Regions from separate parts of the Mus musculus genome. Here region 1 is linked to region 2. A link is a loop called in an ENCODE intact Hi-C map of the cell type or tissue named here. Cell type or tissue: left cerebral cortex. All regions are shown on one strand. Links, peaks and the distances in the headings refer to the core of each region. The heading gives the core; the rest is flanking DNA. Region 1 has its middle 350 kb from the start of Gm24911. Region 2 has its middle 230 kb from the start of Gm25833.

Region 1 (2,924 bases), core at 202-2,701, 150 kb after region 2:
ATCTAAAGAAAATGCACCACTAGATAGTCACACAGAACCATGCAATCTTTTCAATAACCTTGAAAAAATAAAGATTAAAAATTTAAAAAAAAGCTTGTTGTGGAAGCAACAGTTTGTTATAGTGCATCATACAGTATATACTTTTGTCTATACATCTTTACCTGCAAATGTTCACTGCATTGAGTCATTAGTCTGGTTCAAGGCCTCTGGCTTTTGCTATACTATCAATACTTGTTCCTCACTAGGACTCTACTCAGATATTCTGTTGTTACTTATATCATAGAGCTCTTGCACCTTTGGATCAGGAGGAATAGTCCCTTCATGCACTCCAGCAGTTCTGAGATAGAGACGATATTAGGGTGGGCCTGGTTCAAGACCTGATTGGTAGCTGAATTGCTCTATCTGTCAGGTTTTCTGTACCCATAGGGCCAGGATGAACTTCCCAGCACTGGTTAGATCATCCATTCATTGCCTTAGAAGCAAAGACTGGGAACAACTGTCTTGCTTTCATGCCCAAAGGGCGAGCTAAGCTATACTCACACCATTAGGCAACCTGGAGGACCTATTTCTTGAGTGCTGAAGCTGGTGATGAATGGGATGAGCACTCTGGTTCTCACGATCTTGGAGCCAGCTCTCTCATCTGCTAAAGTTGTCAATGGGCAATAGGAAAAAGTCTGACTCGCTTTTTTTATTGGATATTTTTGTTATTTGTAGTTCAAATGTTATCCCCATTCCAGGTCAAACAATCCCTGGAAAATGCCCAACCCACCTCCCCCCTCCGCCCCCCCCCCCCACACGGCTTCTATGAGCTTGTTCTCCCACCTACTTACCTACTGTGATGGTTATCTATTCTTGGGCCAGGGAGTGGCACCATTTGGAGGTGTGACCTGGTTGGAGTATGTGTATCACTGTGGGTGTGGGTATAAGTTCCTCACCCTAGCTGCCTGGAAGTCAGTCTTCCACTAGGAGCCTTTGGATGAAGACATAGAACTGTCAGCTCCTCCTGCACTATACCTGCTGTGCTCCAAACTTGATGGTGATGGACTGAACCTCTGAACCTGTAAGTCAGCCCCAATTAAATGTTGGTTTTCATAAGACTTGCCTTGGTCATGGTTTTCTGTTCACAGCAGTAAATCCCTAACTAAGACATCTACTCTCCCGCTCCTGCTCTCCCTGCCTTTGCATTCTCCAGCACTGGGGAATTGATCTTTATCAGGACCAAGGGCCTCTGTTCATATTGTCCTTAAACAAGGAAATCCTCTGCTATATATGTAGCTGGAACCATAGGTCATTTCATTAGTAATCCCTGGTTGGTGGCTTAGACCCTGGGAGCTCTAGGGTTTTTCTGGTTGTTTGACATTCTTGTTCTACTTATGGGGTTGGAAACCCCTTCAGCTCCTTTAGTCCTTTCTCTAACTCCTCCATTGGGGACACTGAGATGAGTCAAATGGTTGGCTGCTAGCATCCACCTCTATATTTGTCAGGCTCTGGCACAGCCTTTCAGGAGAAAGCTATATCAGGCTCCTGTCAGCATGTATTTCTTGGCATTCACAATAGTGTCTGCATTCAGTGACTGTATATGGGATGCATCTCCAGGTGAGGCAGTCTCTGGATGGTCTTTCCTTCAGTCTCTGCTCCATACTTTGTCTCCATATTTCCTACTATGAGTATTTTGTTTCCACTTCCAAGAAAGACTGAAGCACCCACACTTTGGTCTTCCTTTTTCTTGACTTTAATGTGCTCTGTGAACTGTATCTTGGGTATTCTGAGCTTTTCGGTTAATACCCACTTTTCACTGAGAGCATACCATGTGTGATCTTTTGTGACTAGGTACCTCACTCAGGGTATTTTCTATTTCCATCCATTTGCCTAATAGTTACATGACATCATTTTTTTTAATAACTGAGTAGTATACCATTGTGTTAATATACTACATTTTCTGTATCCATTCCTCTGTTGAGGGGCATCTGGGTTCTTTCCAGCTTCTGGCTATTATAAATAAGGCTGCTATGAACACAGTGTAGAATGTGTCATTGTTATATATTGGGACATCATTTGAGTATATGCCAAGGAATGGTATAGCTGGATCCTCAGTAATACAATGTCCAACTTTCTGAGGAACTGCCAGACTGATTTCAAGAGTAATTTTACCAGCTTGCAATCCCACCAACAATGGGGGAGAGTTCTTCTTTCCTCACGTCCTCCCCAGCATCTTCTGTCACTAGAGTTTTTTATCTTAGCCTTGCTGACTGATGTGAGGTGTACTCTCAGGTTTGTTTTTACATCTCTCCTATGGCCAAGCCACCTTGTGGCAGATGAGGGACAGGGCAGCTCTCCCTTGATCATGCCCTCAGAATGGCTTTTCATTTTCCTAACCAACAGAGCCAGCTCTAAAGTGCTACCAGGACCAAGTACAGATCTTACCCAAAAGTAGTCAGAGGTGCCAGCATATAACAAGATGTGCACATATTTTTTGCTTATAGTATTGCACATCAATATTGATACAACCCCCTTACGTTGCATGGCCACAGACCCAAACATGGCCCTCAGAGCTATTACAGGCCAAGACAATCAACCTTTGTCTCAGGTGCCAGGACAGGATATTCACATCAGGCTTTTCTTCTCCATGTGCACATCTCCAGTTCTTCCTTTGTTCATATTACTAAAACTGATCCAATTCTCTTTCTCTCCCACTCTCTACCATACCTTTTCATTTTGTATTGTCTCCCTCTGAGGGCAGGGCATGAGGCAGGCAGACCTCTGGGTGTCTTCCGCCTACCAGTGGTACATAGCGGAGTGTAGGCCTTCATAGAATAATGTTTTTTTAATATAGGTGCTCACAATATAACTCTCACTAACCTGGAACTCACAGAGATCCATCTGTCTTTGAATTATTACTATTGTCTCAAAACATTTTGAGACTA
Region 2 (2,924 bases), core at 141-2,640:
CTGAGTTCAAGGGCAGCCTGGTGCACAGAGTGAGTTATAGGACAGCCAAGGCTATACATAGAAACCCTGTCTCAAAAAGCCAAGGGGGGGAAAAAAAGAGCCAGTAGTTGTTAATTTTTTATTTGCATTTTAACTTTTCATGGCAGTCTGTTTATTAATGATTACATTATGGATCCATTTGTTAGATTTTTTGATTAATTTTGTTATATGTTTTATTCTATGTATATTCTAGTTAATAATTCCTGAATGCATAGGTTCCATTTGTTCTAAGGACTCAGATACCCACTATTTTGACTCTTTCAACATCTATTTCTTACAAAGTCTTACATCATTTTCTATTGGTGCATCACATGGAATCAACAAATGTTTCCCAAGCCTGGCATAGCAACATGTTATCAATAAGCTTACATGAAAGTAAAAGTCAGAAAAAAGTTATTTAATCTGGATACGTTGGAAGGTGGGACAAATACATCCAGAGAACTAGACGAGTCCTGAAATGAGATTGAAGATAAAATATAAGGCTACCAATATGCACATTGATGTCGTCTTGGCCAAGGTGTGGTCCTGCCTACCACTAATCATAACTGAGTGCACTTGTTCCTATCGAATAAGGCATTTTATGAAATATCATTACTGCAGAGAAGTTGCTGCATCTTCTTCAAGCATGAACCCTCATGGAATGTTTCATTTCCTAGGGCTTCATTTTTCTTAGGTGAAATTCAGAGGAAAACAAGAATCTCTTAAAAAAAAATATTCACTTTCCCATGCTGGAAACATCATGTTACACCCAAAACAAAGAACTTACCAGGCAGCTTTGTCAACTGAGGCAAGGGTGTTTTTGTTCAGGGCTGTATCAGTGTGGGAGGAAGTTCTAGATTTTGAGCACAGTAATAAACACCCACATCCTCAGCCTCCACTCTGCTGATTCTCAGTGTGAAATCAGTTCCTGACCCACTGCTACTGAACCTGTCTGGGACTCCTGAGGCAAGGTTGGACATCTGATAAATCAGGAGCTGAGGAGACTGGCCTGGCTTCTGCAGATACCAATACAAATAAGTGATGCCATTACTATGTAGGAGACTCTTACTAGACCTGCAGGAGATGGAAGCTGATGTTCCAAGAGTGACTGGATTGGAGAATGCAGCCTGCGTCATCACAATATCTGCAGTGGATCCTGCAATAAGAGAATTAATTGGTTATGTAAAAAAATGATACGATGAAGTGAATTTCTTTCCTTTATTTTTTTCTACTTATTTTGTTCATGTCTTTCACTCATACTCTAAAAGTGCTCCACATAAAATATGCATGTAGAGGAAGCACAGAGAGTCTCTAGCATTTGACTTTTGGCTTTGGAACTGTCAGAGTTGTCACAGAAAAACAGACCTTAATCTCTTCACACTTTGAACCTCACAAGTCCTTTACTGGAGAACAGAACTGTATATCTCAGACATGTACAGAACATACATATTTATCATCATGTCTCAGAAATCCCCCTCCCTCAAAATTCTCCTTCTTCATCTTTGTCTCCTTACCAGGGATCCAGAGCACAAGCAGCCCCAGAAGCTGAGCAGAGAACCTCATTCTGCGAACTTGATATGGTGAGTCAAAAGTAATCAAGACAGAAAGAGGAGTGAGCTTTTACCCTGCACCTGCAAGAAGAGGTCCTCCCTAGGGAGCAATATGCAAATCTCCTGGTTGATAGAGCTGTGTAAAAAGTACCTAGAGAGTTAAAAAATCCCACTCTCAAGAGTTACTTGACAAAGTTCATTCCATGTTTGTAGAAAACTAACTCAGTCCTCACTGCCAATATTAGGGCAGATGAATTCCACTGTGAAACTTGAATCTGTGTGAATAGAGACCTGCAGGATCTAAAGACAAAGCACCACTAGATAGTCACACAGAACCATGCAATCTTTTCAATAACCTTGAAAAAATAAAGATTAAAAATTTTAAAAAAGATTGTTGTGGAAGCAAGAGTGTGCTATAGTGTATCACACAGTATACACTTTTGTCTATACATCTTTACCTGCAAATGTTCACTGCATTGAGTCATTAGTCTGGTTCAAGGCCTCTGGCTTTTGCTATACTATCAATACTTGTTCCTCACTAGGACTCTACTCAGATATTCTGTTGTTACTTATATCATAGAGCTCTTGCACCTTTGGATCAGGAGGAACAGTCCCTTCATGCACTCCAGCAGTTCTGAGATAGAGAAGTTATTAGGGTGGGCCTGGTTCAAGACCTGATTGGTAGCTGAATTGCTCTATCTGTCAGGTTTTCTGTACCCATAGGGCCAGGATGAACTTCCCAGCACTGGTTAGATCATCCATTCATTGCCTTAGAAGCAAAGACTGGGAACAACTGTCTTGCTTTCATGCCCAAAGGGCGAGCTAAGCTATACTCACACCATTAGGCAACCTGGAGGACCTATTTCTTGAGTGCTGAAGCTGGTGATGAATGGGATGAGCACTCTGGTTCTCACGATCTTGGAGCCAGCTCTCTCATCTGCTAAAGTTGTCAATGGGCAATAGGAAAAATATGTCTCTCTTTTTTTTATTGGATATTTTTGTTATTTGTAGTTCAAATATTATCCCCATACCAGGTCAACCAATCTCTCGTAAATGCCCAACCCAGCCGCCGCCCCCCCCCCCCCGCAACGGCTTCTATGAGCATGTTCTCCCACCTACTGTGATGGTTTGTATATTCTTGGGCCAGGGAGTGGCACCATTTGGATGTGTGACCTGGTTCGAGTATGTGTATCACTGTGGGTGTGGGCATAAGATCCTCATCCTAGCTGCCTGGAAGTCAGTCTTCCACTAGGAGCCTTTGGATGAAGACAGAACTCTCAGCTCCTCCTGCACTATACCTGCTGTGCTCCCAACTTGATGTTGATGGATTCAACCTCTGTACCTGTAAGCCAGCCC

The links. Hi-C counts contacts between places; a loop is a spot of excess contacts. Peaks named below come from ENCODE experiments on the same cell type or tissue, not always from the same donor. Only the 100,000 strongest peaks of a DNase experiment are listed, where the experiment ranks them.
Region 1: a loop joins it to region 2, with 8 times the contacts of the local background. A loop is called at or near these places in 22 of 42 quality-filtered maps.

What each region holds. Positions count from the first base shown.
Region 1 is chr6:68,148,675-68,151,598 of GRCm38, reverse strand. It overlaps Igk. Among named protein-coding and RNA genes, the nearest start is that of Gm24911, 350 kb to the right of the region's middle. In left cerebral cortex, for the core only: no CTCF peak of the experiment used is centred there; a DNase peak (open chromatin) is centred at 1,516.
Region 2 is chr6:68,301,096-68,304,019 of GRCm38, reverse strand. It overlaps Igk and Igkv2-109. Among named protein-coding and RNA genes, the nearest start is that of Gm25833, 230 kb to the left of the region's middle. In left cerebral cortex, for the core only: no CTCF peak of the experiment used is centred there; no DNase peak of the experiment used is centred there.